Linked DNA regions of Homo sapiens: all the other regions are linked to region 1. The links are chromatin loops, found by intact Hi-C in ENCODE. Cell type or tissue: CD4-positive, alpha-beta T cell. All regions are shown on one strand. Links, peaks and the distances in the headings refer to the core of each region. The heading gives the core; the rest is flanking DNA. Region 1 has its middle 68 kb from the start of BRWD3. Region 2 has its middle 180 kb from the start of SH3BGRL. Region 3 overlaps HMGN5 (high mobility group nucleosome binding domain 5).

Region 1 (11,203 bases), core at 1,113-9,112:
CTCTTTCAAGATACAAATACTCATTCAACACATCCCCACTCCATTTTACTCTCAATTGTCCTATATTTTCTCTTTTTCTTCTTAGTAAGGTGCTTTATGAAGCCCCTGATTCTTTGTAGGCAAATTTCATTTTGTCTTAAAACCTGTTTATCACCCCCAACAAAATCTGGCTGTCACATGAAGACATCAGTTTCTCTGCAGTCTTTCTCACTGGAGATTTTACCCGCAGACACCTAAAGCATATGGTAGCTTCCCCATTGCCCAGCTTCCGCACCATGGGCAGCTTCTTCAGTGCTCACCTCCCAGAGTTTCCATTGACACTCCTTGCCCCTCAGGCATTATTCTAGCAGACAGCTTCCAAATGAGACACATTGGCATGATTAGATTTCCCAGGCTCCTTAGAGGGTGATTTTCCGGTAATCCCTAAAGGACTAATTTCTAGCAAGTTCCACCTGCGTAATGCCACAGTGACTGATCTTTCATGTTAGCGTCCACTCCAACAAGGTCTGGATCTCAGCCCTGGGCTGGAGTGGGGTGGGAATGCTCTTCCTTGGGTGCTCTATTTCAGCCCTAGAAGTAGTAGTTGCTCCTTATTTTTGCTACTCCTATATTCTTTAAAGGTCACCTTACTGTTTACTAACCAATCCCTCATTATTCCCGTCTGCTGTTATATATAACATTCTTTATCTTAAACTTTCCTCTATTCAATTTACTGTGTGCTCTCTCTCTCTCTCTCTCTTTCTCTCTCTCTCTCTCCTAGTTGGACTAAGACTCATACTGAAGTCTCTATGCCTTTTTAGCTTAATTTACTCCTTAATCCCTTCAATCAGGCTGCTATTCCTACTGCTACTGTGGAAAAAATGTGAAATCTAACCATCTTTCTCCATCCTGTGGTTTCGCTGCTTGGGACAGAATCCTCTTGAAATTCCAACTTAGGCTTCTATGATACTATACCATTCCATTTGTCTTCCTGAATCTCCAATTGTCCCTTCTGTTTTCTATATTTACTCTAATTTCTTTTCATGTTTCTTAGTTGTTATTACCAAAGTGTGAATATTTATCCCTTGGCTATTTTCTGTTTTCTCTCTTCTCTAGATAACTCATAGTCTCTTGGCATTAGCTACCATCTCTGATTTAATGACTTCCAACTTATGTTTATAGTCCTATCATCTCTCCTCATCTTAGTTCTACATTATTCATTTTTTTATCCAACAAATATTTCCTGAATGCTTACTCTGTGCTAGGCAATGTGGTAGATATTTGAAATACAAACGTGAACCAGGCACATTTCCTACACATGGCAAGCTTATTGACTGATGGCGAACACTGACATGTAAACAGAATATTATCATACAGTGTGGCAAGAGCTGCGGTTGAAGTAGAAAGTATTATTGGAACATAAAAAAACTCCTAACCTAATCTTGGTGGAGGTCATGGAGGATTTCCCAGAGACTGTAATATCTAGCAGAGAACTGAATGATGAGTAGGAGTTAACCAGGTGAAGAAGATTGAAGGGGTGGATAAAGTTGGAAAGTCAGTTCCAGACAGAAAAAACAGCATGTATAAAAGCCTAAGAAGTGTCATAGAGAACATGATGTTTTGGGGCGAAATTGAATTAGTTCAGACCATGTAGTTTCAGATCAATTAGCTAGACCATAGAGTTTAAGGGGAGAGTGACTAAACTTAAGCAAGCAGAAGTTAGAACTTCAAATTGTCTACTTTTATATTTATATTGTCTACAATTTTATATTTTATTTAACATGTACCTCTTTAAAGGAAACTTTCCTGAACTATTTTTACTACTAAAGTTATACAGATTTTTCCCTTCTCTCAATTCTACAACATTATTTATTAATATTTCACTTAACCCTATACTCTTGGACCTTGTTCCCTAGTTGTTTTATTTCCATTTAAGACTATTTATTGAGTATTTTGTATTCCAAGCTGCTGTGACGAGCACAAGAGATATAGGGGTGAATGAGATAGGACTCTTGAATAGCAGACTTTCTTGAATGCATGTCTTACCTTTTCAGCAGATTGCAAGCTACTTGAAGCCTGGGGCTGTGATCTAAGTTTTATAATAAATCTGTTTCTATTTAGAATAACTAGAAATGAAAAAAAATCAAGATGGACAGTTGAAAGTCTTAGGCCAATAAAGTTCTTTACAAATATCCCTAGGTGATGTAGTCACATTTTCAGGTATATGGAACAAATGTTCCATATATGTTCCATATATTAAATGGTATAATATATTTGGATTTTTAAGACTTTATGAATGAAAACTTTTATTTTGTTCAAGTGCCTATCACAGCAAATACTTCAAATATTTATCAAACTTGTATTCATTATTAGTTTCTGATAAACTGTAACTTGCATACATAATCTAGGGTTTCTCAACCTTGTCACTGTTGACATTTTTGGGTGCATAATTTAGTGTGTGTGTGTATGACGTGTGGGTGCTGTCTTGTACACTGTAGCATGTTTAGCAGCATTCCTGATTTCTTCCCACTAGATGTCTCTACCACACCCCTACCTAAGTTGGACAACCAAAAGTGTCTCCAGACATTGCCAAATATCCTCTGGGGAGAAAATCACCCTGATTGAGAACCATTGCAACTCTTTTCGGAGATTCATGGTACGCAGTTTTATGTTAAAAACAACCCCAATGACCTTGATTCCAATATTCAAAATAGGACTCCTACATTTGCATTTTAACAGAGGTCTGAGGACCCCACCCCACCCCCACTCACATAACAGTCAGTTTTTTGGCAGGGAGCATTATACTCAAGAAATCTTCATTTGTTTTTTAGAAATTAATATGAAATTTACTAATTCTTGGCATTGCTTTTCTCTCAATTAGAAGTAAACATTTGTTAGCCATGCATTGTGCTAAGGGTTCTGAAGGCATTATCTCACTTTAATTCCTATAACAACCCTTAGAAGTTGGTATTATTAGAAGTTTCTTCTGCATGTGAAGACACTGAGGTTTAGGACACCTCAATGACTTGTCCAAATTTATGCAGCTTGTGGTGTATTTGGGTTTCAAATCCAGATCTCTGACAACAAAACCAGTGTACTTTCTACTAATCACATGGACTGACATTTCTTTCATTTCAGTAATTCTCCAGTAGAAATGAGTTATATATTAATTATTATTACCAGTGGAGGGTGGTGGATCAAAAAGTTCTCATTCTAACATTAGGGAAACAGTTACTAATTTTATCCATTTTATACTCCACATCTCAGTTTTTATGTTGCTTAATGTTATAACCTACCAAAAACTCATCAGTTATTCAGCTCTAACAGGTTTCTAAACTAGAAGGGAAAAAAGATTGATTTCCATTACATACAAATAGATGTGTTTTAAAAATGTGTTAGGAGGATAAGGATATAATCACTCTGTGGTAGACGTTTTAGTAAGATTAGAGAAGTTTCAGTAGTCTTGTTGATCTTTTGTTCAATCAAAAGTAACGTCTATTTATTCAGCATGATACAGTTTAAAGGGTAGTGTGTTAGAATGAGGAAGGACTCTATATATTTTAGTCCTTGTCCTATCATTAATGTAATTAAGACCCTGAGAAAGCTATTTCTCTACTCTGAGCCTCATGTTCCTCACCTGTAAAAGGAAGAAAGTGGTCCACATGATTTCTAAAGTCCTTTTCAGCTCTACCATTCTAAAAAGAATTGTGTTGTAGAAAACTCCTCAGAAAGAAATAGAAATTATAAATAAACCATCATATAAAACACTACTAAGACTTTACTTTTTCAAAAAAAACAAAAAGACTTTACTTTTTCGAATGAATTAATGGCACTTGCAGTGACCTGGATGAGATTGGAGACTATTATTCTAAGTGAAATAACTCAGAAATTGAAAACCAAACATCGTATGTTCTCACTGCTATGTGGGAACTAAGTTATGAGGACATAAACACATAAGAATGATATAATAGACTTTGGGGACTTGGGGGGAGGGGTGGGAAGGGGGTTGAGGGATAAAAGACTACAAATAGGGTGCAGTGTGTACTGCTCAGGTGATGGGTGCAACAAAATCTCACAGATCTACTAAAGAACTTATGTAACCAAATACCACCTGTAGCCCCAATAACCTATGGAAAAAATAATTTTAAAAAGTTACTTTTAAAATAAAAAATGATTGATGGCTGGATGATAGTAGAACTTCAAAATTATATATAATACTAAAGTTGTTGGTTCCTTAGGGTTTTTATGTGATTGTTTTAAATTTGATTTTCATTTTACTCCATTCTTGCTTAAGGACTTTTTCTTACATTTCCTCTAGGTGGTGCTCCATAACCAAAAATCACTTTTTAGTCTAGTAGCTATCAAAAAATATTCTTAGTCAACAAGACACCCTCCTTTGTCTCCAAATTCTGTATTATATTTTATCTATGTCACAATTTATAGGATACTGGCACCATAAAACATAAATATATGTTTCTAAGTTCTACAAATTAATTTAATATAGCACAAAGCACCATCTGTATGGAATAATACCATCTGTTATGCCATGTACTGATCCCATTTCTCATATCTGTGTTATGGCAGCTAGCCATTAATTGGTATTAGATGTTCAGAATCCTGTTGATATGCTAGACGATCTGTATGTCATTTATAAAATGAAGGTATTAAAAACATAGGGCACCTAGAGTTAAATTTTCTTTATGCATATTCCACAGATGTGTTGTGAATATTTTAAAGACAAAATATTTTACTTATGTATCATATATTTTATTACTATTATATTTATCATTTCATAGTAGTATTAAATTTAAATTCATACATAAAATATTCTAGACCAAAAAAAGATTTTTCGACTTGTGTTTTTAAAAAGGTTTTGAATTACATTCAAATTAAAAAAAAGCTATCATTGCATTTTATCTCTTTCTACTTAAATATCCTTCCATTCTCTAGTTCTCTAGTCTTCTTAAGGAACCGACTACTTCTATAACTCTAATCCTCCACTATTGCTCTGCTTCCCACTCTAACCCTGAAGGTCAATGATGCCAATTCCTTGGTATCTAAATATTCAAAATTTTCAAGTTGAGTACCAACTTGAAAGATAAGATTATCTGTCTCTGTTGTTTTTGTGTATGATTTCTATTAGATAAGATCTTGTATTAAGCTGCTATTTTGAAAGAATTACTCACCCAGCAAATGTTTAAATTAACCAACATTGAGTATTTAATTTTTTATTTGTATCAATTGTTAGTACGGATAATTTGAAATCTAATTACATTTTAATAACAAATTATACCGATTTTTAAAAATAGGTAAACAATCTCCACCAATGAGCAATGATTAGAAGTGAATTTGGCATAAAGTGAAGGTTAGCATTTGATATTACTTAGGCTTTTTTTTTGGTTTGGAAATGCTGCTACAATAAAGATAATATTAAAAAATTTAACACCATGCATTTTATTTCTTGAATTAAAAACATATATGCATGAGAGAATGCATTTGGCTATTAAAAATGACCAACCACAAAACCTTATTACTTTATTAATTTTTAAAGTTTTATTTATTTATTATTTTTATTTTAGGTTCAAGGGTACATGTCCAGTTTTGTTATATAAGTAAATTGTGTGTCACAGTGGTTTGGTGTACAGATTATTTTATCATCCAGGTAATAAGCATAGTACCCTATAAGGAGTTTTTGAATTCTTTCCCTCCTCCCACCATTCATCCTTAAATACACATATGTCCATGTGTACTCAATAAAACCCTCTTACTTGTTTTAATGCTCCAAGGTATTTCAGGCTGCAGATTTCCTCCAGTTGTTATTTCACAATATCAGTTAATCAAAGGGCATATTTAAAATTGTGATGTAGTGATGTTACTTTGAGAGGCCAACTAAGATATCAGAATGCAAATATTCTCAGGATATTAGAAATAAATTTTGAGTTAATTATTGTGCTAACTCCTTTAAATAAATTGCCATACTATTTTACCTTTAGACTCTTGTACATCATTTTATAAAACTTTGCAAAACCATTGGTGTTTCATCCTTGAGTTATGGCCATTCAAGTTGAAGTTGACTACCATCTTGTTTATATTGGAATTAAATTTTCTTTTAAATAAAACTATGACATAATGATCCATCTGTTTAAAAAATATAGAACAACGTTTTTATACTAGCAATTTGTTTGATTGACTTATTATCCCTTCCTAGAAAATAATATTGTGTTTAAAACAGAGAAAGCCTCACAATAATTAAAGGTCAGCAAACCAGGAATCTAAAGACAAGTTCTGGGCTTGACTCAGGTCTAAAGATTAGGTCACAGCTGTGTATATATATGGGCAATTGATCTAATCTCTTTATTTCACTTTTCTTGCTTGACCAACCCCAAAGCATAAAGCACTAGATAAATGCAAGTTATCATTATTATAGAAAAATATTTACCCTGATTATCCCCTCATAAATGCAAACTTTGCAACAATATGCCTACCATAACTGTCAAGGGCAGAAAAACACTTTCTTTCTATAATATACTCTATGAGATTCTCTGCTCCAACCAGGCTTTTGCCCAACTGCAGCAGCCTTTCAGCAGAAGTTGGCACCTTTCCAGGTTGCTCTGGCAGTTGCCACATTAGGTACTGAACAGTGACAGCTGCATACTTGGGAGACTACCTGAGCACAGATGCTTCTAGCCTTTCACCTCCAAAAAGGAGCCATGTAGTTCACATTGAACATATACATTGCTGATGAGCGGAGAGCAGGAGAAGAAGAGGAGGAGGAAGAGAAAAACATGACAAAAAATTCTCCTTCTCATAGAGTCATAGAATTTTAGTAATGGAAAGGAACTTAAAGGTCATCTTGTGTAATCACGCATTCCTTTTCCTCATTCTACCCAGCACCTTTATAGACCTAAGGAGATTTTCCTCTATGTTTTATAAATTGCATAGAGACAAAAAAGAAAAAGTATATGTGATTCAGTTGTCAGTGAAAAAGATACTGCTCATGAACTTTCTAAACTGTGCACCCACCTATATCAGAAATAAATGATGGAAACAAAATATAAACAATTAAAATGTCATTATCACAGCTCTTAGAAACAAATGGGTAAAATATGGAAGTGAGTGAAAATAAAACCTGGACTCCAGTGAATCTCTGCAATTGGTGTATTATTGATTTCAGTAGCAATATTATTTATCTATTGCTGTGTAATGAATTACCCTAAAACTTAGAGGCTTATACAGTCAACTGTAACACAAATAACAATCATTTGTGTTATGGTTTTTGTGGGTCTGGAATCTGAGCATAGTTTAGCTGAAAGCCTCTGACTCAGAGATTTTTACAAGGTTGCATTCAAAATGTTGGCAGCTGCTGTCATCTCAGAGCTCAACTTGGGAATGACTTGCTTCCAGCTTCTCTCACATGGTTCCTGGCAGGCCTCAGATTCTGCCTGGCTGTTGGCTAGAGATATCAGTTTATTGCCATGTGGGCCTCTCCATAGGGATGCTCACGATATGATAGCTGGCTTCCCTCAGAGCATGTGAGTGAGATGAAAGAGAAGGTGTACAAGATGGAAGCCACAGTTTCTTTGTAACCTAATTTTGGAAGTGACATTCCATTGCTATTGCTGTATCCTGTTTGTTAGAAGCAAGTTATGAATTCCAGCCCACATTCAAGGGGAGGAGAGTAGACACAAAGATGTGTATACCAGGAGGTGGAGATCATTGAGGGCCTTCTTAGAAGCTGCCTACTATAGTAGCCTTTTTAATTCTATCATTTTAAAATGAGGAGGACAAGCAATTTGAAAATGTTTTACTATGACTAATTCAACATCGTAAATTCTAGTACATACAATATGGTTTGTTGAGAGTAAGCATATTCAAATTAATTAGCTGAATAAGTTTTTTTTGGTGTTTCCATATAGTTTATATAGATTATTAAAATTAAATATTGAGAATTCCAGTTCCAGCTAGTCCTTACTAAACCTCCCCCTTACAGCTAAGAAGGCAAATTGGCTAGGGATCTTGAGGAATAACTGGTGGTGAGTTAATGAGTTCTTCTAGAGCTTTAGGATGCATATATGAAGAGCAGACTTCATTATAGAGTACAGAAATTTGGAATGTATTACTCTTTTGGCCCACATGACATTTCTTGGAAAATTATTTTTTTAAAAAAAGTATAACTTTGGTATGATATTGTTTACTGGTTATCTCTTTAAAAAAATATATCCAGTACATAAAATGAACTGAGGGTACTTTCTGTTTAATTGAACCTGCAAGTTACTTGATTTGAATGAATATGAACATATTCTTTAATTGTAATTTATTCTTTATTCCCTCTTCTATATTGTATGTCTTTATTTAGTAACATTGTAAAGCCAAGATATCATAATATGAGATGTAAAATTTTATAATATCTCTTTTGAAGCTCCATTATCTAACAGTATGATGCTATCTCTAAAAACATTTTTATTCAGATAAAGTTTCTTAATATGTTTTAGGCAATAGTAAAATCTTGCTATGTTAGATATATTTATATTTTGTTGACAATATTGCATAAGTTTTTGTTTGGAATAAAAATTATAATGTCTCTAATTTATCGAAATTCGATTTATCTACAGGTGTGTGACTCATTTGTAGGTAAATGAGTTTATTGTGAATAATTGCAAAGACTAATCCATGTGTGAAAATAGTCATACTAGCTTCCTATTATGTTAAAATTTTACAAAAAAGCTCATATTTTTTCAAGCTAACATATATCAAGTATTTACCATATGTCAAACACTAGGCTAAGGACTTTAAATGCATTATCTCATTAATGTTCACATTGCCCTATGAGGCAAGACCTATTTATATCCCTATTTACTGGTGAAGAAATTGAGGCTAATGAAGATTACAGAGTCAGAATTTAAACCTAGGTCTTGGTGATATGAAAATTCCTGCTCTTAACCACCATGTAATACTGACTTTCCCATTCGTATAAATGACTTTGTATGTTGTAGATCAGTCCAATTTGACTTCGGTTGTTTCAATAACAGGTATTTGCAAAGCTGCTCATGCTTTGGCTATTGTATGGCTGGGGGTTTGCTTGCTTGTTAGTTTGCTTAATTGCTCATTTGTGATTGGTTATACCGTGTGTAACTTTCTCACTATTCATGCTTGATCTCCAGTAGGTCTTTTTCTCTTAGTGCAGAATTAAATGCCTAGAGTTTGTATGAAAAATTTTCTCCACTCTTTCCTTTCTGTATTCAAGATTCCATGTAACACCTAAATGTGAAGTGAAACTGAAAACAAAGCATTTAAAAATTTGGAGATTCCTAAATATCTAGAAATCCGATGTTGTTTAGCCAAACATCTGGGCGTTTGAATATTTCAGCTTCCAACCACATGCCTGGCAATCTGCAGAGATAGCCTGATGTTGATAAGCCTTAGAACTTCTTAGGCTTACTTTAGTACCATCTACTCTCCTCCAATTCCAGGTCGAAATGTATGAATCAGAATAATTCAGAGGATTGCTCTTTCTTTTTGATTTACCTGGAAGATTTTATGTCTTTCTTATAAATTAAAATAAAAATATTATCAGTCCGGTTTTGACTTTTCCATTAAAATCTCCTGTGGGTTTTTCCCCCAAAGATGGCAGATTCAAGGCAGTGTTCGCATGCCTCTCCCACTTGAAAACACAAAATAGTGTGTAGATATTCACCTTGTGAACTTTTTCACCCAAGAAACAATGCAGGAACTTAATGGGAAAACTAAAATCCATAGATTATTTGAAAGAAGCAGCAGGCTGCCACCTACACCGTGAGCCAGGTGAAAAACTGTTAAGTCCCCAGAATGTGAGAGGAGAGACACCGCCTGCAGAATATACACCCCCACTGGGGAAAATGGAAATCCAGACCACAGGGGAAGGCCTTAACCCTACGCTGTGCCAGAACTGAGTAAGAGAGTGGTGAGAAATATAAAAGTAGGAATGGCGGTGGGAAGAGCCTTGCATGCATTCCCATCTTCAGCATGGTCCAAGAAAGCCATTCCTTATCCTGCCTCACAAGAGACGTCACAGAAATCTGCCAACTAACTCAGGCAGTGGTCACAGGTTGAAAGAAGCTCCCAACTTAATTTTATGCTGTAACCTTTAGTGGGGCAGAAGCCCCTTCACCAGAACCAGGAGGTGAGTGGGAAGCGTGCTGCAGCCACAAGTGCAGGAGCTGGGTGCCCTGGCTGTGCCAGCAGACTGGGAGAGGTGTGGCCTGAATGCAGTGGTTTCTGTCTCCATGGGGAAAGCTTATGACCTGGGGCAGTTTTAAGTTTTGAGTGTAGACAACCTGGAACTTAGCTTGCTGTGGGTAGTGGAAAACTGCATGTGGGAGATCTGCCTTGCTAAGTGCGTGGAAGCTGGGTGGGACTTATTACCACCTGGTACTCGCCACTCCCTGCCTGAACTCTTCTGTGCAGCAGAGAGTTATGGTCCTCTGTGCAACATTACCCCAGTGGCCAGAAACTGCTCCCCCTGACTTTCACAGGGGCCATTCCTTGCTCTACACATGGAGAGTCTGAGCAGGGACCTGCCTGACCCAACCCCAACCTGGCTTTGCCCTTCCACTGCCCCCACCCCCGGTAGCTTAACATGAAGGACAGAAACTTTTGGGAGATTTATAGCCCTGCCTATCACCTGAGAAACCAGAGTATTGCCCCTGGGTACCATAAGGCAAGCATAAATTCCACTGCTACTACCACAGCTACTGCTCTTTTGAAAGTGTCACCTCCTGGCTGAGGGTCAGCCAACACAGTCCATTACAGCATCTCCAGGTAGAATAGCACTGAGCCCAGGAAGGAGAAATCGTGTACATGACCTTAGCTATTACCATATCCTGCACCACCGTGGCTAAACAGGAGGTACTGAGTCTGTCCATGTAACTTGTTAATTACTACTATAAGTGGTATTTGAGAAAGCCAACACACTAAGGCTATCTATAACCAAGGAATCTCACAGAGTCTACACCACTTTCTTGCTACTATCATTAGAGCTTGTGCTGGTACCTGATACTGGGAGACTGGAGGACATGTAACATCTCTGAATCCTTTGCAGACATCCTCTAGCACCAGCCTGGAGTGTGGCAGCTACACCACTGGGTGACCAGACCGAAAGGAGAAACAGCATTCAAAGTAGTCTGGCTCCCAGGTATTCTACTCCTAGGGAGAAAGGGAAGTTTACCACATCAAGGGAACACCCCAT
Region 2 (11,203 bases), core at 1,230-9,229, 500 kb after region 1:
CTCTTATCACATTTAGGCAGCCATTGAGGGGAATCCTTAAATAACAGTTTGAATATTATTGGTCTAACATAACACTCTTATAGGTGAAAAAAATGATCCCCAAAGAGAGGGAATGAAATTTCCCAAGGAGTTAGTGAGTGACCAAACTGGCATTGGTGCCTATGTCTTCTGATTCCCAGTCTAGTTTTCTTTTTGCTTTTTAAATTGAAGTACCAGGTGTTTATATGCTAGCAATGTGATGATTTCATAGACCTATGCTGCTTCTTTATCATTTTGAGAACAGAATATGACTGTGATCATCAACATCATTATTAGCATTATCACTGGCAGCTGTAAGAAAGTTTATCCTGTGGCATGCATGCCAAAAATGTTTTGCAGGCTTCTGTATAGTGGAAAAGCTTGCTTCCAAATGGTGCCATAAACTGCTGCTCCAGGCCTCCAAGCACCAGAGGGACCAGTTGTCACATAACCACTGGCAGTCACTCATCATTTCACATCTCCCATCCCATCCATTATTCTTAATGGATCCGTAGATCCATTAAGAATAAATGTTGAGGTATTTCATATGATGCGATTATTATGTTTTCCATGCCTATATCAAAGCATCTGATGTACACCATAAATATGTACACCTACTAAGTATCCAAAAAATTAAAATTAAAAAATAAAAGAATAAATGTTGTTACACTGTGTATTTTGTAAATTTATTCTATTTGCAGAGGGGAGAATTGTTTTCAAAGAGAAATAACAACATTGGATGTTATCATTTTCCCATTGTTTTAATTTTACTGACTGAGCAGTGGTGATGAAATAATCAAAATGAGCAACTGAGAGTTCATATAATGAATAGGAAAAATACTAAAATGCAGTGACTATAGAATCTCCCTAAGAGGAAAGAAAAGCTATTAAAAATGAATCTGACTCCCATTATTTGTTTGAATAAACAGTTAAACATTTTCTCTCTTCTCTCCTGCCACTTCAGACCATTAAGACTGCTCTTTAATATATAAATATATATAGGACATCCATTTCAGCAATGCTAACATCCAAACAAAGAATAACAAAATAAATCTCATTACTTGTTACATTTAGTAATCTAGATGTTCCAGACTATGAGAACTGATAGCTGACTTATACAGAGCAGTGGCCAAACTAGCCAGTGTGAAGAGCCCTAGACAAATAAAAATCTCAGGAAGGGATATAAATGTTTATATGTTCTACAGAAAAATAGCATGTTTATAGAGTGATAGATTTCTTACAGCTCATTTCTCAACATGGGATCTACTTCAGAAACACATGAGAAATTTCTCTGAGATAAATTTTATTGGCCTCATCCCTGATCTACTAAACTTGACTTTGAGGTTTGGGCTTGGAAAAGTTATCTGGTTTCTAATACAGACATTTGGTGAAGAACTTCTGACCTAGATTAGCTCCTTCACTGTAAAGATAAGGAAATGTAGAGTAAGAAAGAGTAAATGACTTGCTGAAGGTAACTTTTTTTTCCTTTTCACCTGTATCCATGAACAATGAATGTTGGAGCCTGAGGGAGGTAAGTGGTACAGAAGGGTTCCCCTATTCGAGGGAGTTGCATATTCTAAATGAGAAGATAAGATTAGGAAACATTAAACAAGTAGAAAATAATTCAAGACAATTACTTTTTTTTCCTGAAGAGGTTGGGGGTCTAGGTGAGGAATTGGGAGACCCAATATTGAAGGACACAGATGGATACAGGGTCATCTACCCTTGCTTTGCAGAATCTCTCATACAGTATTTCATGGGAAAGATTGGACTCTGTTGAAGTGCAATGTGACTTGGAAATGCAGGTGTGATTTTTATGCTTTTTTAAAAATGTATTTTAGGTGCAAGAGTACATGTGCAGGTTTGTTATGTAGGTAAACTGTGTGTCATGAGAATTTGGTATACAGATAATTTCATCACTCAGGTAATAAATGTAATAACCAGTAGGTAATTTTTTTGTGATCCTCTCTCTCCTCCCACCCACCACCCTCAAGTGGGCCCCAGTGTCTGTTGTTTCTCTCCTAGTATCCATGTGTTCTCATTGTTTAGCTCCCACTTACAAGTGAGAACATGCAGTATTGGTTTTCTTTTTCTGTATTAGTTTGCTTAAGATCATGACCTCCAGCTCTATCCATATTGCTGCCAAGGAAATGATCTCATTCTTTTTTATGGCTGCATAGTATTCAGTAGTGTATATGTACCACATTTTCTTAATCTAGTCTACTGTTGATGGACATTTAGGCTGATTTTATGTCTTTGTTATTGTGGAGAGTGATGCAAACGTACATGTGCATGTGTCTTTATGATAGAATTATTTATATTACTTTGGTTATATACCCAGTAATGAGATTGCTGGGTTGGAAGGTAGTTCTGTTTGTAGCTCTTTGAAGAATTGCCATGCCGCTTTCCACAATGGTTGAACTAATTTACACTTCCACCAACAAAATAAGCGTTCCCTTTTCTCCACGATCTCTCCAACATCTGTCATTTTTTGACTTTTTAATAATAGTCATTCTGACTGGTGTGAGATGGTATCTCATTGTGGCTTTGATTTGTATTTCTCTAATGATTAGTGATATGGAGTAATTTTTCATATGCTTGTTGGCCGCATGTATGTCTTCTTTTGAAAAGTGTCTGGTCATGTCCTTTGCCCACTTGTTAATGGGGTGGTTTGGGGGGTTTTGGTAAATTTGTATAAGTTCCTTATAGTTTCTGGATATTAGACCTTTGTTGGATGCACAGTCTGCAAATAATTTCTGCCACTGTGTAGGTTTTCTGTTTATGCTGTTGATAGTTTCTTTTCTTTGCAGAAGCTCTTTAATTAAATTACGTTTGTCAATTTTTGTTTTGTTGCAATTGCTTTGGTGTCTTCATCATGAAATCTTTGCCAGGCTCTATATCCAGATTGATATTTCCTAGGTTATCTCCAAGGATTTTTACAATTTCAGGTTTTACATTTAAGTCTTCAATCCATCTTGCATTGATTGTTGTATGTAGTGTAAGGTAGGGGTCTGGTTTCAATCTTCTGCATATGGCTAGCCAATTATCCCAGCACCATTTATTGAATGGGGAGTCCTTTGCTCTTACAATTTTTCACACTTAGAATAAATATTAAAAGTATCCTATGAAAAGTCTATAAAAGGCTTAACCTGAGCAGGCAAGCCGTTTTCTGACTTCATCTTTAGCATTTATTAGACACAATGCAAAACTTTTGGATGATCCCCCCAAAATCACATACTTAATACCCTTAAAACAGATAAGACAAGGAACGTACCTAATTGTAATGGATTTGATTCAAAATGGTGCAAGACTTGTTAAAGAAGCATAATGGAAGAGAAATAAAACTATGCGCTGATTTTCTACGAGTAAGGCAGTGTTGTCTTCCTTTAGGAAGAAGTGACTAGTGCAGAAGAGAAAGAAAAGGATGTTGGAGTCTCATGTGTGGAAAGAACAACTAATTATAGGAATAGTTCCTCAGTTGGAAAGGACAGAAAAACACAGTTCTGAGGAACAGGTACAGAAGCCAGAAAGAAGGCTTCTCTAAGAGAATTTTACAAAGTAATCAAGAAAATAATGATAAAGTTCTGAATAATTATTTTAGATTTCCTGCTCTCTATTTAAACTTAGACTAGCTTGGACCAGTTAGCTTTTTAAGGTTTCTTTTTCCGCTCTATTATTATCAGGGGAGGCAGAAGAGAAAAAAGAACATCAGAGGTGAGGTCAGATTAATCAGGCTCACATTATAGATTGCCTATTATCAGAGCTTTTGGGAGTCACTGCCTCATCTGTAAAATCAGGTTACTACTTTTCCTACTTATACCTCAAAGGAATATTGTGAAAATTATATATGCATATATATTGATAAATATATACTCTGCATATATAAAAATATATAATATGTATATATACTCTGCACATATATATATATATGTAAAATGTGTTTGGAGGTGCTTTGTAAACCAACAGCAAAGTCTGTACAAATGTTAAAATATTATTCATGCAGTTTTTTAACTTTCTTTCCCTCCTGCAAATTCCAAAGGTTCTTAAGTTTCTTGTAACTCATTCTAGAGATTGAAGTAAATATAACAATAGTAATGATAGTAACAATAATGTAACATCTATTGAGTGCTTATTATGTGTCAAGCAACATTTGTAGGTGATTTACCAGAAATAACTAATTTAATCCATATGATGGAAAATTATATTTGAGGTTACAATTTTCTTTGTACACCAGAAAACAGTTTCTAGGTTGCTGTCTTAGTCTTTTGGGGCTGCTATAATAAAATAACATAGATGGATGGCTTAAACAACAGATACATATTTTCTCACAGTTGTGGGGGCGAGAAGTCCGAGATCAAGGTGAGAGATTCTGTTCATAGTAAGCCCTCTTCCTAGCTTTCAGACTACCACCTTCTCATTGTATCTTCATGTGGTGGAGAGAGCTCTGGTCACCCTCTCTTCTTATAAGGATACTAATCACATCATGAGGACCCTACCCACCTGACCTCATCTAACTCTAATTACCTCCCAAAAGTTCTGCTTCTGAATATATCATATTATTGGGTATAATTATAACATATAAATTTGGGGGAGATACACTCAGTCCTTAACAGTTGGAAATGAAGATGTTAGATTATGCTGTAGTACTGACTAACTTCCAGAGATGTTGTTACTGAAGATACCCCCAAATGTGCTAATCTTCATCAAGCATCCTATTTTCTCATGAGAGTCTCCTATCTTCCAGAGTGTTTATGCAAACACTCCTACCATAATAGTTCTTTGACTTCTAGTCCATTGATACCTCTGACTTTTTCCTTTATGGTAGCCTCCTTCTATTTTCACTTTCCTTCCCATCTATTTCAGATTTCATGAACCATTTATTTCAATAACTATCTTGACAAACAGGCACTACTTGTGAAAAGGTGGTCTGTTGTATTCGCTTTCTCCTAAATTCCTTTATAACCCACAGCTTTTGTGTAAGCCAGGGAAAGATAAGGGTGCTTGATCTGTGTTTAATGTGTGTCTTAGCCTCTACACTATGCCTGTCTTGTTTCCTGTTACAACTTCCAGGCCTAGCATGGTGTCTGTTACATATTTATCAAAGGAATAAATAAATTAATCATACCAGAATTAGGACCAGCTTATAGGCATTCAAGATAGATTTTGGATCATTAAAAAAATATTCGAACAATTAGAACAGTCCAAAATAGGATGGGCTGCATTATGAATTCTGAATTTCTATGTCACTGAAGATATTCAGGGAGGGCGTAGGTACAGTTAAGGAGAGTGCATGAGACCAGGTGTTTTATGAAGTCTTATCCAATCCTGGATTCTGTTATCTAGAAATAAAACTTGCATAAGGGACTGGAAGTTCATTCATGAAAGAAGAAAATATGAGTAGTTTTTGATTACACATTTAAATTTGACAGTAAAGTTTTAAAATTTGTTCTACTATATTAGTAGAATTTACGCAGGAATACTGACTTTCGTAAGCCATTTATTCAAGTGTTCCAAAAGTCATTATTTTTCCATAACCAAACTTCATTTCAACCTTGGGTTTTGAGTCCACCTAGTGGCTGAAATTTGCTATTAATCAATTCTGGGTAAGCTCAAGTAACTTTAAGGTTTCTCAGTTATTTTAGGGCTCAAATTCAGTCTAACAAGAGCTTGTCCTCACCTCATCCTCTTTCCCCAGTGTGGCATAAACATTTCCAGCTGCTCAAATAGTATCATGGCATCTGCAAGGAGGCACTTAGTCATTAATGTCTGTCCATACTGGCATCCGCTAAAGCGTGGAAATCCATCTCTCTTTAGCTAATGTTTCCCCTATGCTAGAACCTGCTGAGATGGCTTCAAATACATATTTTATTTGCCCAAACTACACTTCACCTAATCCCCCACCCTCTGCAGTATTTACTTCTCAAAATCAAAATCACAACCCGTCAGGATTTCTCTCTTTTTCTCTCCCTCTCTCTCCCATCCCCTCTCTTGTTGTACTTCATCATTTTTTGGTAGTATGAGAAAATATAACTACCCCTTTATCATGCTGTGCCATGTGAAGTTCCCTCCATCCCTGTTAACATGTTGATGCAGGGAAGCTACTGTCTTCCAGGATTCTAAGTCTAAAGAAGGACGCATGCACCCTCATTTTTCAGATATTCTGTTCTCAGAACCCTTTCTAAGAAACCATAGCTGGAGTAAGACTGTATTATTGTCTGTGATGCTTTACCTCCCTAGTCTAGTCTATGAAGCTCATAGGTGGAAATATGCTTCTTATGCCAGCTTCTATTATTCTCAACATTTTTTTTTGAGACAGGGTCTCACTCTGTTGCCCAGGCTGGAGTGCAGTGGCACGGGGTGCTCACGGCTCACTGCAGCCTCAACCTCCCTGGCACAGGTGATTCTCTCACCTCAGCCTCCCGCGTAGCTGGGACTACAGGCATGTGCCACCACATTGGGCTAATGAAAAAAATATTTTTTGTAGACAGGGGTTTTCACCATGTTGCCCAGGCTGGTCTGTAACTCTTGGGCTCAAGGGATCCTCCCTCCTCTGCCCCTCAAAGTGTTGGGATTATAGGCATGAGCCACTGGGCACAGCCAAGACTATTATTTATAGTATAATTTTGGCTACTGATGCCCAGAGTATTTTTTAATAACAGATTTATAATTCACGCACCATAAATTACATCTGTTTCACTTTAAAATGTACAATGTTTGTTTGTACATTTTTGTTTCATTTGTTTTTAGTATGGTCACAAAGTTGTGCAATCATCACCACTATCTAATTTCAGAACATTTTGGTTACCCCAAAAATAAACTCCATGCTCATTAACAGTCAGTTCCTATTACTCTCTCCTCCAAGTTCTTGGCAACTACTAATCTACTTTCTGTTTCTGTGAATTTGTCTTTCCTGGACACTTCATATAAATTGAATCATGAAATAAATGGCCATTTGTGACTGGCTTTTTTCATGTAGTATAATGCTTTCAAGTTTCATCCATGTTGTAGCATGTTATAAGTACTTCATTCTTTTTTATGGCTGAAAAATACTTCGTTGTGTGAATATACAAAATTTTGTTTACCCATGTATCGGTTGATGAGCATTTTGATTTTTAACAGTTTTTTTGTTATTATAAATAGTGTAGTTATGAACATCTGTGTAAAAGTTTTTGTGTGGGTATATGTTTTCATTTATCTTGGTTATATGTATAAAAGCGGAAATGCTGGGTTCTATGGTAACTGCTATGTTTAACTTTTTGAGGAAATGCCAAATTGGTTTTCCCAGAATTCCACCATATTCCGTTCCAATCGACGATGTTTGAGCATTCTAATTTTTCCACTTTATCATCATTCGTTATTGTCCATTTTTTAATCATAGCCATTCTAGTCAGTCTGAAGTGATATCTCATGGTGTTTTGATTTGCATTTCCCTGATGACTAATGATGTGGAGCATTTTTTCATGTGTTTGTTAGCCTTCTGTATATCTTTTCTAGAAAAATATCTAAACTTTTTTTCTTACTTATAAATTGAATTTTTTGCCTTTTTGTGGTTGAGTAGTAATAGTTCTTCACATATTCTGGATACTATACCTTTATCAGTTATATAATTTCTAAATATTTTCTCCCATTCTATGTATTATATTTTCACTGTCTTGATCATGTTCTTTTACACACAAAATTATTTAATTTTGAAGTTCAATGTATATATTTTTTCTTTGGTTACTTGTGCTTTGTCATGTCTAACAAGGCTTTGCCAAATCCAATATAACAAAGTTTGCACTTATGTTTTCTTCTGAGTGTTTTATCATTTTAGTGCCTATATTTAGGTCTATGATTCATTTTGAGTAAATTTTTGTTTATGGTATGAAGTAGGAGTCCAACTTCCTTGTTTTGCATGAGAATATCTAGTTGTTAGGGTACTATTTGCTGAAAGGACTATTCTTTCCCCATTAAATTCTCCTGACACCCTTGGCGAAAATCAATGTACCCTAAATATGAAGGCTTTATTCTTATATTCTTAATTCCATTTCATTGAGCTATATGTTTCTCTTTATGCCAGTACTATACAGTCTTGATTGCTTTAGTTTAGTAGCAGCCTTTTAAAATCATAAAGTATAACTCTTTTAACTTTTTCTTCTTTTCCAAGATTGTTTTGACTTTTTTCAGTGTTAATTAATAAATTTTTATTAGAACACAGCCATGTCTATTTCTTTACATATTGTCTATGGCTGCCTTCATGCTCCAAAGACAGAGTTGGGTAGTTGAAATGGAGACCATGTAACTTACAAAACTAAAGGTACTTACTCTCTAGTCCATTACAAACATAATTTGCTGGCTTCTGTTCTACAAATATATTTCTTCCAAGGCTATAGATTATATAGTTTTTAAGTGTTACAAACTTATCATATTACAGTTCTGTAAGTTAGAGATCTGACACAAGTCTCACTGGGCCAAAATCAAGGTGTTAGCTGGACTGTGTTCCTTCTGGAGGCTCTAAGAGATAATTTATTTTGTCTTTTCAAGCTTCTAGAGCTGCCACATTCCTTGTCTCATGGCTCCATCCTCCATTTTCTTTTTTTATTTTTAATTTTTTAAAACGTACCATCATTACCATTTTAAATATACAGTTCAGTGGCAATAAATACACTTATGTCCTTTTTTGTTCCCTCCTCTTCCACTCCCCTCTCCTCTTCTGGCCTCTGGTAATCAATGCTCCACTTGCTACCTCCATGAGATAAACTTTTTTAGTTCCTATATATGAGTGGGAACATGCAATATTTGTCTTTCTGTGCTTGCCTTACTTCACGTAACATAATGGCCTCCAGTTCCATCAATGTTGCTGCAAATGACAGGATTTTATTCTTTTTTTACGACTGAATGATATTGCATTGTTTATGTATCACGTTTTCTTTATCCATTCATCCACTGATGGGCACTTAGGTTAATTCCATATTTTGGGTATTGTGAATATTGCTGTTTTGACTATTCTGAGTCCTGTGCACTTCCATATAAATTTAAGGATCATCTGGTCAATTTCTACCAAAAAAATGCTATCCAGGATTTTGATATGGATTGCTTTTCAATTTGAGAGTATTGTCATGTTAAAAACACTAAGCTGTCTAATCCATGAATGAGCTATTGTCTTTTTCTTTATTTAGGTCTTTTAAAATTTCTTCCAACAATGTTTTGTTATTTTCAGAAAATAAGTTTTGAAATTCTCCCATTAAATTAATTCTTATTCTTTTATTTTTTATAGTATTATAAATAGAATCTCTTTGTTAATTTTACTTCCAGATTATTCACTGCTAATGTAGAGAAACACAATTTTTTTTTCAATATTGGTATTGTATTCTGCAATCCTGTTGAAGTTCAATCTTGTTCAAATTGTTTGATTGTTTTAATTATTATTTGGTGGATTCCTTAGGATTTTCTAGTTACAACATACTGTCATCCACAAATAGAGGTAGTTTTACTTCTTATTTACAAGCTGTATTACTTTATTTTTTTTTCTTAGTCAAATTGTCCTGGCTCAAAGATACCTATTTGTTGGCATATGGTATATTGCATTTCCTTATCATCTTTTCTATTTTTATAAGTTCAGTAACAATGTTCCCTGTTTATTCCTAATGTTAGTAGTTTGCAGCTTTCCTTTTTTTCTCTGTCCATGTTGATAAAGTTTGGCCATATTTCTTGATGTTTTCAATGAACAAACATTTGAGTTTGTTGATTTTTCTCTATTGTTTTTATTCTCTATTTCATTTATTTATATACTAATACTTATTATTTCCTCCTTCTCTTGGTTTGTGTTTAGATTGTTTTTCTATTTTTAATTCTTAGGGTGAAAGGTTAAGGTATTTGTTTGAGATCTTTATTGTTTTTGGAATATTAAAAAGAAGCCTTTCCTTTAAGCTTTAGATTTCACTGTATCTTAGTGTTTTGGTATGTTGTGTTTTCATTTATATCAATCTACAGATATTTTCAAACTCATTTTGGGATTCCTTCTTTAATCCATTGGCTATTTAGGAGTGTGCCATTTAATTTCTACATATTTGTGAATTTACAAATATTCTCCTGATATTTATTTCTAGTTTTTTGACCCCAACCCTCCTCTCACCCTCCACCCTCCAGTAGGTCCTGATGTGTATTGTTCCCTTCTTTGTGTCCATGTGTACTCAATGTTTAGCTCTCACTTACAAGTGAGAATATGCAGTATTTGGTTTTCCGTTCCTGTGTTAATTCTCTTAGGATAATAGCCTCCAGCTCTATCCATGTTGCTGCAATAAACACAATATCATTGTTTTTTTATAGCTATGTAGTATTCCGTGGTGTATATGTACCACATTTTCTTTACCCAGTTTACCATTCATAGGCATCTAGGTTGATTTAACGTCTCTGTTACTATGAATAGTGTTGCAATAACCATATGTGTGCATGTGTGTCTTTTTTTTTTTTTTTTTTTTTTTTGAGACGGAGTCTCACTCTGTCGCCCAGGCTGGAGTACAGTGGCGTGATCTCGGCTCACTGCAATCTCCGCCTCCCGGGTTCACGCCATTCTCCTGCCTCAGCCTCCCGAGTAGCTGGGACTACAGGCGCCCACCACCATGCCCGGCTAATTTTTTGTATTTTTAGTAGAGACGGAGTTTCACCGTGTTAGCCGGGATGGTCTCGATCTCCTGACCTTGTGATCCGCCCGCCTCGGCCTCCCAAAGTGCTGGGATTACAGGCGTGAGCCACCGCGCCCGGCCACATGTGTGTCTTTATGGTAGAATAATTTATGTCCCTTTGGGTATATACCCAATAATGGAATTTCTGGGTCAAATGGTAGTTCTGTTTTAAATTCTTGGAGAAATTTCCAACCTGCTTTCCACAGTGGCTGAACTAATTTATATTTCCTCCAGAAGTGTGCAAGCATTCTCTTTTCTCTGCAACCTCACTGGCATATGTTATTTTTTGACTTTTTGACAATAGCCATTGTGATTGGCGTAAGATGGTATCTCGTTGCAGTTTTAATATGCATTTCTCTAATGATTAGTGATGTCGAACATTTTTTCATATGCTTCTTGGCGGCATGTATGTCTTCTTTTGAAGTGTCTGTTATGTTCTTAGTCCACTTTTTAGTGGAGTAGCATTTTTTGTTGTTGTTAATTTGCTTAAGTTCCTTATGGATTCTGGATATTAGAACTTT
Region 3 (11,203 bases), core at 3,204-11,203, 320 kb after region 1:
TCCAAGTGTTCTCATTGTTCAATTCCCGCCTATGAGTGAGAATATGCGGTGTTTGGTTTTTTGTCCCTGCGATAGTTTGCTGAGAATGATGGTTTCCAGCTTCATCCATGTCCCTACAAAGGACATGAACTCATCCTTTTTTATGGCTGCATAGTATTCCATGGTGTATATGTGCCACATTTTCTTAATCCAGTCTATCATTGATGGACATTTAAGGTAAGAGTAGTTTACACACCACAGTCACAGTGCTACAATTTTTTTTCCTGTGTACTCATTATTACCAGTTTACTTTGTATTTCAGATGATTTCTCATGGCTTATTAATGTTCTTTTATTTCTGACTGAAGTCCTCCTTTTAGCATTTCTTGTGGGACAGGTCTGGTGTTAATGAAATCTCTCAGCTTTTGTTTGTCTGGGAAAGTCTTTATTTCTCTTTTATGTTTCAAGGATATTTTTGCTGAATATACTATTCTAGAGTAAAAGTTTTCTTCTTCCAGCACTGCTGGACTGTAAGGTTTCCACCAAAAAGTCTGCTGCCCGAGAGTCTCTCTTTCTCTACCTATTCTTGAAAGCCAATAACTGTGTTAAGATTTTCCCCTTTGATGCTATTTTCTAGATCCTGTAGGTGTACTTGTTTTTTATTGTTTTTTATTTTGTCTCCTCTGGCTGTGTGTTTTCAAATAGAATATTTTCAAATAGCTCTACCTATTTGTCTCTACCTACCCCCAGCCCCTGGAAGCCACTGATGTTTTTACTGTATCCATAGTTTTGCCTTTTCCATAATGTCCCATAGTTGGAATCATACGGTATGTAGCCTTTTCAGACTAGCTTATTTCACTTAATAGTAAGGATTTAAGTTTCCTCTATGTATTTTCATGGCTTAATAGCTCACTTCTTTTCAGTATCTAATAATATTTCATTTTTGGATGTACCACAGTTAATCTATTCATTCATGTACTGAAGGACATCTTATTTGCTTCCAAGTGTAGGCAATTGTGAATAAAGCTGCTATAAACATCCATGTGCTTGTTTCTGTAGACATAAGTTTTTAACTCCTTTGGAGAAACACCAAGCAGCATGATTGCTGGGTAATATGGTATGAGTATGCTTCATTTTGTAAGAAACCACCAAACTGACTTCCAAAGTGGCTGGGCCATTTTGCATTTCCACCAGCAATGAATGATGTTCCTGTTGCTATACATTCTCACCAGCATTTGCTGTTGTCAGTGTTCTGGATTTTGGTTATTCTAATAGTTGTGTAGTGGTATCTCATTGTTGTTTTCATTTACATTTCCATCATGACATACGAAGCTGAGCATCTTTTCAAATGTATATTTGCCAGCTGTATAACTTCTTTAATGAGGTAGGTGTTGCTTAAGATCTTTGGCCCATTTTTATTTGGTTGTTTGTTTTCTTATTGTTGAGTTTTAAGTATTTGTATATTTTCTTATTGTTGAGTTTTAAGTATTCGTATATTTTGTATATTTTGTTATTTGTATATTTTGTAAAACTGTCCCTTATCGGATATGTCTTTTGTAAACATTTTCTCCCAGTCTCTGGCTTCTCTTTTTATTCTCTTGACAGTGTCTTCTGCAGAGCTGAACTTTTAAATTTTATTTGGTAACAGATTTATTAAAGTATAATTCATATATTATACAATTTATTCCTTTAAAGGGTACAATCTAATAGTTTTTATCTGCACTATATTCAGTTATGTAATCATCACCACAACCAATTTTAGGACATTCTCACGACCCCATAAATAAACCCCATACCCTTTAGTTCTCACCTCCCAACCCCTCTATTCTTCCCAAACCCTCACCACCAGCCTCTAGCAACTACCAATCTACTCTCTATCTAAATAAATTTTCATATTCTCTGTAAGAAATTTGTTAATTTTAATGATGTTAAGGTTACGGATTATTTCTTTTATGGACTGTGGTTTTGGTGTTTTATCTAAAATGTCATTGTTAAACTCTGAGTCACCTAGATTTTCTCCTATGGTATCTTCTAGGAGTTTTATAGTTTTGCATTTTAAATTTAGGTCAGTGATCCATTTTGAGTTAATTATTGTAACGGGTGTAAAATCTCATGTCTAGACTCATTTTTTTTTACATGCAGGTATCCAGTTATTCCAGCACCATTTGTTAAAAGAACTACCTTATTAGCTCAATTGCCTTCATTATTAAAGGTCAGTTGACTGTATTAATGTAGGTCTATTTCTAGGCTCTCTAGTCTATTCCCTTGATCTATTTGTTCTTTCACCAATACCACACTGTCTTGATTTCTGTAGCTTTATAGTATGCCTTGAAATTGGGTAGTGTCAGTCCTCCAACTCTGTTCTTTTCCTTCAATATTGTTTTATTTATCTTAAATGGTATGTTTAAACATTTTTATTTCCCATGTCTGTTACTAATATGTTCAAATACCATTCTATTTACATATTGATCTTGCAGGCAGTTATCTTGCTCAAACAATTTATTATTTAAAATAGTTTATTAGATTTTCTTTTGTATTTTCTACATACATGTGTATTATTTACAATTGGTTACATTTAAATTTATTCCCTTCCAAAAATTATAACTTTATTTTATTTTTCTTCTTTTATATTGCCTAGAATATCTAGCACTATGTTGAGTAGAAGAGGTAATAGCAGGTATTCATGTTTCATTCCCATTGTCACAGGAAGAAGTTTAATATTTCACCACTAAGTATACTGTTTGCTTTAGCTTTTTATATACATCTTTTATCAGATTAAAGAGGCTCTTTTTATTTCTAGTTTGCTAATTTTCAATCATGAAGGGAAGCTGAATTTATCACATTACTTTTCTTCATCTATTGAGATGATCATGTGATTTTTCTTCTTTCTTAAGTTAATGAGGCACATTACATTGATTGCTTTTCAAGTGTTGAACCAACCCTGAATTCTTAGTGTTGGGAAAGGCAATCTTGTGTATGCAGTCTTTTGACCCCCACATGGCCATTTAAAATAGGCATTGGGACTAAAATATTTCCTTAGCAAGAGATAAGCAGCCTACACACCCTGTTCCAGGCTAGAAATATTTTTCTGTTTCAGACTTACTAAGTGTTCTTTTGTTTTACTAAGTGTATGCATCCATGGCTCTCAGACATGTCCTAGCTTTCTGTCTTTCAGACTGGGTTGGTGTGGGTGTGGATAAGGGTCCTTTTTCTAAGGCACAAGAAGGGTGTGCTTATCCAGTTGCTCTGTGTTTGTTGCTAGGGGGTACCGTCTAGCCATGGAGGGTACCAACACACACTATTGAAGCTGATTGTGCTCTGTTTTTTTTCTATATAAGTAAAGTGTTGTTTCATCCAGGGCTTGACTGCATTATGTTCTCCTTCATGACTCTGATAAAGCGATGCAATGGGCATATGTGATTAGAGTCAATTCCTGGGATTAGCAAGTGATGCCCAGTGTTCTGCTTAACAATTAGAATAACCCAACTTGGTCATAAAGTACTATCCTTTTTATATACTACTGGATTTGGTTTGATACTACTTAGTTTAGTAACTTTGCTTCTATTTTTCAAGAGATGAGATTGGCCTGTGTATTTCTTTTCTTGAAATGTACTCATCAAGCTTTGGAATGAACACTAAGCTGCCCTTGAAATGATTGAGAAATATCCTTTTTCTTCTATTATATTGAAGAATATGGGTAAAATTGGCATTATTTATTCTTTAAATGTTTGGTAAATTTTGCCAATGAAACAACCTGGGCCTATAGTTTACTTTGTGGGAAGGTTTTTATTTATATATACAATTTTAAATTTTTCTTATGTCTTTTAGTTCTGTACATATTTTAAACTCACAAGACATTTGTTATTATTGTTTTACACATTGCTCATTCAGATTTACTCAGATATTTGCCATTTCTGTTGTTCTTCACTTCTTGCTGCATCTCTTAGCTATAATCTTTTTTATTTTACCCGAAATACATTCTTTAGTATTTCAATTAGTGTAAAACTTTGGTGAATAATTCTCTTTTGTTTATATGAAAGTGTCTTTATTTCACATTAGTTTGTAAGGGATATTTTTGTTGGCTTTAGATTTCTATGCTGACAGTTATTATTTTAGCACAGTTATATTCTATGCTGACAGTTATATTCTTTTAGAACATTGAAGCCATGTTTTCATTGTCTTCTGCCTCTCATTTGTTCTGATGTACAGTCAGCAATAATTTTTTTTTTTGCTACTCCTTTGATGGTAATACCTCTTTTTAATTTTTGTGTGCTTTTCTAGTCTTTAGTTTTCAGTCACATCTATTTTTTTAGGTAAGATTATTTTCAATCGAGTGCTAGACTTTGAGATGAAAATGTGGTACTAACAATGAGGCTCCAGATGATGCTATCTTTTTTCAAAGACATATAACTTTTGCTTTTGGAGCCTATCCAAGTCACCTTAAAGGTTCCTTTGGAGTCCATTCAAGTGTTGTTTTTCTTGTTTCTGGATTATAGCTGTTCGGAGAAATGATGCTATGTGACTTCCAAGATAAGGTCATAAAAGATGATCTAGTTTCTGCCTTGTTCATTGGGCTGTAAGCTGCAGTATGAGAAGATCAACTCTCTGAAGCTGCCATGCCATGAGAAAGTCATGTGGTGAAGCCATATTCAGGCACTCTAGTCAACATTTACATCTGAGCTTAATGTTTGAATCATTTCAACAAAGGCACCAGAAACACAAATAAAGAAACCTCCAAATGGTTTTAGCCTGCAGCCATCAAGTGACTCCCAGCCTTCAAGGCTTTCCAGCTGACGTCCTAATTACAGTAGAGAAGAGACAAGTAGTCACCTCTGTGCCCTGGCTGAATTCTTGACCTGCAGAATCTGTGAGTATAATAAAATGGTTGCTTCATGCCACTAAGCTTTAGGGTTGTTTGTTACACAACAATGGTGAAAGGAATGAGTGTTCTGGAGGTGTCAAAGGAAATAAGGAAATGAAAATGAATAAAAAGTATAAGATTGGAAGAAAAAATAGAGCTGCCATTTTTTATGGTTGATGTTATTGTGTAAATAGAAAATGTAAAAGAATATACAGATAAACTATTAATATTCACATATGAGTTTAGAAAATTACTTGATACAAGGTCAACATACTATAATCAATTGTATTTGTATATTGCGGTTATAAACATTCTACCTTTTTAAAAGGAAATATAAAGGGCAATGAATAGTCAGGACACTTCATGAAGAAGACCAAAGTAGGAGAATTTGCCATATTACATTTCAAGATATTTAAATTTATAATAAGTAATATAGTGTGGTAATGGCACAAGGGTAGACAAATAGACAAATGAAACAGAATACAGACACCAGAAACAGACTCACGCATGTATAATCATTTGATTTTTGACAAAGATGGTATTGCAAAATAGTGGGAAAAGGGTGTAGTTTCAATTATTGGTGCTAGAATAATTGGATAGCTATTTGAAAAAAATTAAACTTGACATATATCTCAAACCTTACACACAAATCAATTCCAGGTGGAATGTAGATCTAAATGTAAAAAGCACCACAATAAAGCTTTTATAAATAAATGTAAGATAACATTTTCACGTTCTCAGGGTCTGGAAAGATTTCTTTAAAAATTCACAGAAAAGCATTAACCATAAAGAAAAATATTTTATATATGACTAATTAAAAATGTTTAAAAAAAGGCTAGCCTCAGGATAAAAGTTACTTGCAACACATAGGGACAAAATGTTGCTATTAGGAATAGAGACAAAAAAATATAGAAAAATAGAAAAAGTTCTTAACAGATATTCCACAAAAGAAAATATATAAATGGCAATAAATATATGAAAAGATGCACAACTTCTTAGTAATCAGTGAAATGTAAATTAAAACCACTGTGAAATACTATTCCTCAGAAAATAAAAGGGCTAAAAGAGAAACAAAGTGTCCAGAATGAGGACCTTACACTACTTTATACAATGCTAGTCATACCATTCTTGGATTATGACATTCAATTCTGGGACGACCTTTTGTAGAAGAGAGAAACTGACAAACTGAAACATATTTAGTGACACCTCTAGAGATCACAGCTTATGAAGAATGGCTAGAGAAACAGGAAATACTAAGTTGGAGAAGAGAAGGCTTCATATTACAAGGATAAAGATGAGTTTATAATGGGTAATTATTAGAATCAAAGAAACATGAAAGGAAACAGTTCTCAGCTTAATCTCAGAAAATAATGTTCTAATGTTTTAAGCTGACTAAAAGCAGAATGGAAATGCCTCTGGAATTTTCAGCTCACTGTAACTGGAGGTGTTCATAAGTAATTTCTGGACAACCACTCTATGGAGTTATTACTGGTAGGATGTGGGGGGAAGATAGAGAGCGTATTAGTCAGGGTTTTCTAGAGGGACAGAACTAATAAGATAGGTGTATATATAAAGGGGAATTTATTAAGAAGCATTGACTCACACGATCACAAGATGAAGTCCCACATTAGGCTGTCTGCAAGCTGAGGAGCAAGAAAGCCAGTCCAAGTTCCAAAACCTCAAAAATAGGGAAGCCGACAGTGCAGCCTTCAGTCTGTGGTCGAAGGTCCAAGAGTCCCAAAGCTGAAGAACTTGTATTCCAATGTTCAAGGGCAGGAAGCATCTAGTACGGGAGAAAGATGTGGGCTGGGAGACTAAGCCAGTCTAGTCCTTCCATGTTCCTTTGCCTGCTTTTATGCTAGCAGTGCTGGAAGCTGATTAGATGGTACCCAGCCAGACTGAGGGTGGGTAAGCATCTCCCAGTCCACTGACTCATATGTTAATCTCCTTTGGCAACACCCTCACAGACACACCCAGGAACAATACTTTGCATCCTCAATCCATTCAAGTTGACACTCAGTATTAACCATCACAGAGGGTTAGAGTGACTTCTGAGGTTTTAAGGGGTTTAAAATTCCACCCTATCCCTATCCTGTCTCTTTCCAATGATAACCAAATTTATTCGCTCCTCCTCTGGAGTCAGTGATACCCAACGGAAGAGTGGGGCAGTAACCCTTACTCAAACTATCAGAAGGTTTTGGAAATAGGGGATGCTCCTGAGTAGAGCCTTATTTTTCCTTGAGACCATTTACTGTTACTGCTCAGGGACAACGCATGAAATGACATTCTATCCCTCTGCTGGAATTCTGTAAAGAGCTAATAAAAATTACATCTCTTAAGTCCGGCGCTTCAAAGCCTTCCACATTGTTTTTCTATAGCTGAGTGGCGCCCTCTAGTGGCTCTAATCATGAACGTACCATCTGGGATGAGATCAGACCTCTGAACACAATACTTCAGGACTCCCTCTGGTAAGGAGTCAATGTTGCTTCCTGCTGATGCACATCACTACATAGCAGGTGACTGAGACAGGATAAGAATTCTTAAGCATAACACTCTGTTACTTAACCTACCCTATCTCCTCTGCAGATACTCCCCTTCTGCTGGCACTTGAAGAGAACAACAGTATATCCTCCAATGTGCGGTAATTTTGTATGTGATTTACATATTTATGTGTTAATGTGTTGTGTGTTAATAGAGAAAAAATTTTATATTACTGGTCTCCCATCTGCCAGAGGAGGCAGGAAGGTGGGCACTAGGGCATCATTGAGTGATGTTGTTGGTTCTTCTAAAAATCAAGGCTCTTTGAAGACCACCAAGACTCCAGACATTCTTACTTTGGAAACGGGAAGATTTGGTTACGCTTTGTGTCCCCATCCAAATTTCATCTTGAATTGTAATCCTCATAATCCCCACATGTCTAGAGAGAGACCAGGTGGGAGGTGACTGGATCATGGGGGTGGTTTCCCCCATGCTGGTCTAGTGATAGTGAATGAGTTCTCATGAGATCTCATGGGTTTTTTTTGTTTGTTTGTTTTTTGTTTTTGTTTTGTTTTGTTTTTTGAGGAGTTTAGCTCTGTCGCCAGGCTGGAGTTCAGTGGCGTGATCTCGGCTCACTGCAACCTCTCCCTGCAATTCTCCCACCTCAGCCTCCTGGGTAGCTGGGATTACAGGCGGCCACCACCACGCCTGGCTAATTTTTGTATTTTTAGTAGAGATGGGGTTTCACCTTGTTGGCCAAGATGGTCTCAATCTCCTGACCTCATGATCTGCCCATCTCAGCCTCCCAAAGTGCTGGGATTACAGGCGTGAGCCACTGTGCCCAGCTGATCTCATGGTTTTATAAGGAGCTCTTCCCCCGTTGCTCCTCCCTCTTCTGTCTCCTGCTGCCATGTGAGAAGGTCCAAGCTTGCTTCCCCTTTGCCTTCCACCATGATTGTAAGTCTCCTGAGGCCTCCCCAGCTATGCAGAACTGTGAGTCAATTAAACCTCTTTCCTTTATAAATTACCCAGTCTTTGGTATTTCTTTATAGCAGTGTGAAACAGACTAATACACACCACTTCACAGTGTATCAAACATAAAAATGCAAATGTACTTATAATCCCACTTAAATATAAATATTAAGCATATTCTAAAATTTGTATAACTTTGTTTTAAAATTTAAAAAATTTTCAGCCACAAGCAATTCATTAAAATATGCTCGACAGTGATTTCTCTGCAGAAACAGGAATTCTGCTTATGTGAGATAAAAATGTAAACTCCAAATTGTTTTCAAATGAAATGAAATTTTTACAAATAGTAAACTTAATATTCAATGAAGTTGACATGATAATGTTTTTCAGACAGTTCATTAAACATTTCTACACCATAATTTTGTAGTGTTTTGTAGGTAAATAATATTTTAACTTTCTCAAAAGTTTAAAAGTAGGTAAAATTTCTGCTTCTGGAAAAGGTGGGGATAGGTGATCTGGAACTCTCTTGATAAAGGGAATTTAAAATATTGGAAGGTATTTTATAATACATGAAAAATATCAAAGACCTCAAGAGGAAAGTGAGGAATTATCAGGGCGAGAAAAGAGGGTGAATTACAACTCCAAAGAGCTCAGTGATGATAAAGAGTGCTTCTGCTGAGGGGGTATTTGCTGATCAAGAAAATTCAGCTACTTTTGGTGTGGCAAATGAAAATAACTCACCTGGAGACTCTTAGTTCTGAGTGAGGGGTGAGAGCATAGCAGTGTCCACTTGAGAAGGGAAAGGGATGTCATACTACGGTAGTATAAGACAAATTATGTTCATTTTGCAAAATGAAAAAAAAAAAACAGAAGAAAGAGTCTCCTGTTGCATAGGCCGAAAAGTGCAATAGCAGTAGCCCTGATGTTGGCAATGAGGAGGGTGACTAGATCATGCTGACTTACTTTTGCCTGATTATTTGTATAAAGATTTTGAGTTGTGTCTAGCAAAGGCAAGAGTTGGATAAGTGGAGAGGGCAGAAAAGGTTATGAGAATGTGGGGAGAAGGTGAAGAAAGAAACAGGAAGAGCAAAGGCATGAGAGTGATCATAAGCATGATGATTGCAGCAGGTAGTCAACAATGATTACGTACATAGGGAAGTTAGTTTGGGGGAGCACTAAGTAAGATTGTATGAATAGTGTGGGCCTAGATTATGGTGAAAACTGTTTAGCAACATAATTTAGGTTTAGTTCGATAGTCAATGGAGAGCTAATTTAAGTATTTCTGCCTACGTTGTCTTCAGTAATATAAGAAAGTGGTGTTTTAGGATGAAAAAATTGCTAACTTTTTTTTTAGTACTTTCACTCTTCCAGGCAGTGAGTTAACAGTAATAGTTAAGAAGGTGGCCTCTGGAGGCTAGCAGCATCCTGATACCAAAGCCTGGCAGAGACACAACAACAAAAAAGGAGAATTTTAGGCCAATATCTCTGATGAACATCGATGTGAAAATCCTCAGTAAAATACTGGCAAACAGAATCTAGCAGTACATCAAAAAGCTTATCCACCACGATCAAGTTGGCTTCATCCCTGGGATGCAAGGCTAGTTCAATATATGCAAATCAATTAATGTAATCCATCACATAAACAGAACTAATGACAAAAACCACACGATTATCTCAATAGATGCAGAAAAGGCCTTCGAAAAAATTTAACAGCCCTTCATGCTAAAAACTCTCAATAAACTAGGTATTGATGGAACATATCTCAAAATAATGAGAGCTATTTATGACAAACCCACAGCCAATATAATACTGAATGGACAAAAACTGGAAGCATTCCCTTTGAAAACTGGCACAAGACAAGGATGCCCTCTCTCACCAATCCTATTTAACATAGTGTTGGAAGTTCTGGCTAGGGCAATCAGGCAAGAGAAAGAAAGAATGGGTATTCAATTAGGAAAAGAGGAAGTCAAATTGTCCCTGTTTGCACATGACATGATTGTATACTTAGAAAATCCCATTGTTTCAGCCCAAAATCTCCTTAAGCTGATAAGCAACTTCAGCAAAGTCTCAGGGTACAAAATCAATGTGCAAAGATCACAAGCATTCCTATACACCAATAACAGACAAACAGAGAGCCAAATCATGAGTGAACTCCCATTCACAATTGCTACAAATAGAATAAAATACCCAGGAATCCAACTTACAAGGGATGTGAAGGACCTCTTCAAGGAGAACTACAAACCACTGCTCAATGAAATAAAAGAGGACACAAACAAATGGAAGAACATTCCGTGCTCATGGATAGGAAGAATCAATATCGTGAAAATGGCCATACTGTCCAAAGTAACTTATAGATTCAATGCTATCCCCATCAAGCTACCAATGACTTTCTTCACAGAATTGGAAAAAACTACTTTAAAGTTCATATGGAACCAAAAAAGAGCCCACATGGCCAAGACAATCCTAAGCAAAAAGAACAAAGCTGGAGGCATCATGCTACCTGACTTCAAACTATACTACAAGGCTACAGTAACCAAAACAGCATGGTAGTGGTACCAAAACAGATATATAGACCAATGGAACAGAACAGAGGTCTCAGAAATAACACCACACATCACAACCATCTGACCTTTGACAAACCTGACAAAAACAAGCAATGGGGAAAGGATTCCCTATTTAATAAACGGTGCTGGGAAAACTGGCTAGCCATATGTAGAAAGCTGAAACTGGATCCTTTCCTTACACCGTATACAAAAATTGACTCAAGATGGATTAAAGATTTAAATGTAAGACCTAACACCATAAAAACCCTAGAAGAAGACCTAGGCAATGCCATTCAGGACATAGGCATGGGCAAAGATTCATGACTAAAACACTGAAAGCAATGGCAACAAAAGCCAAAATAGACAAATGG

Evidence for each region. A loop is a pair of places that touch in the nucleus more often than their neighbours do. Peaks named below come from ENCODE experiments on the same cell type or tissue, not always from the same donor. Only the 100,000 strongest peaks of a DNase experiment are listed, where the experiment ranks them.
Region 2: a loop joins it to region 1, with 11 times the contacts of the local background. A loop is called at or near these places in 23 of 110 quality-filtered maps.
Region 3: it touches region 1 in a loop (10-fold over the local background); 22 of 110 quality-filtered maps call a loop at or near these places.

Annotation. Positions count from the first base shown.
Region 1 is chrX:80,872,759-80,883,961 of GRCh38, forward strand. No RefSeq gene overlaps it. Among named protein-coding and RNA genes, the nearest start is that of BRWD3, 68 kb to the left of the region's middle. In CD4-positive, alpha-beta T cell, for the core only: no CTCF peak of the experiment used is centred there; a DNase peak (open chromatin) is centred at 4,313.
Region 2 is chrX:81,371,952-81,383,154 of GRCh38, forward strand. No RefSeq gene overlaps it. Among named protein-coding and RNA genes, the nearest start is that of SH3BGRL, 180 kb to the left of the region's middle. In CD4-positive, alpha-beta T cell, for the core only: CTCF peaks have their summits at 5,606 (motif pointing left) and 5,807; no DNase peak of the experiment used is centred there.
Region 3 is chrX:81,188,676-81,199,878 of GRCh38, forward strand. All of the region lies in intron 1 of HMGN5 (high mobility group nucleosome binding domain 5), which reads right to left. Among named protein-coding and RNA genes, the nearest start is that of HMGN5, 7.6 kb to the right of the region's middle. In CD4-positive, alpha-beta T cell, for the core only: a CTCF peak has its summit at 7,223 (motif pointing left); a DNase peak (open chromatin) is centred at 7,236.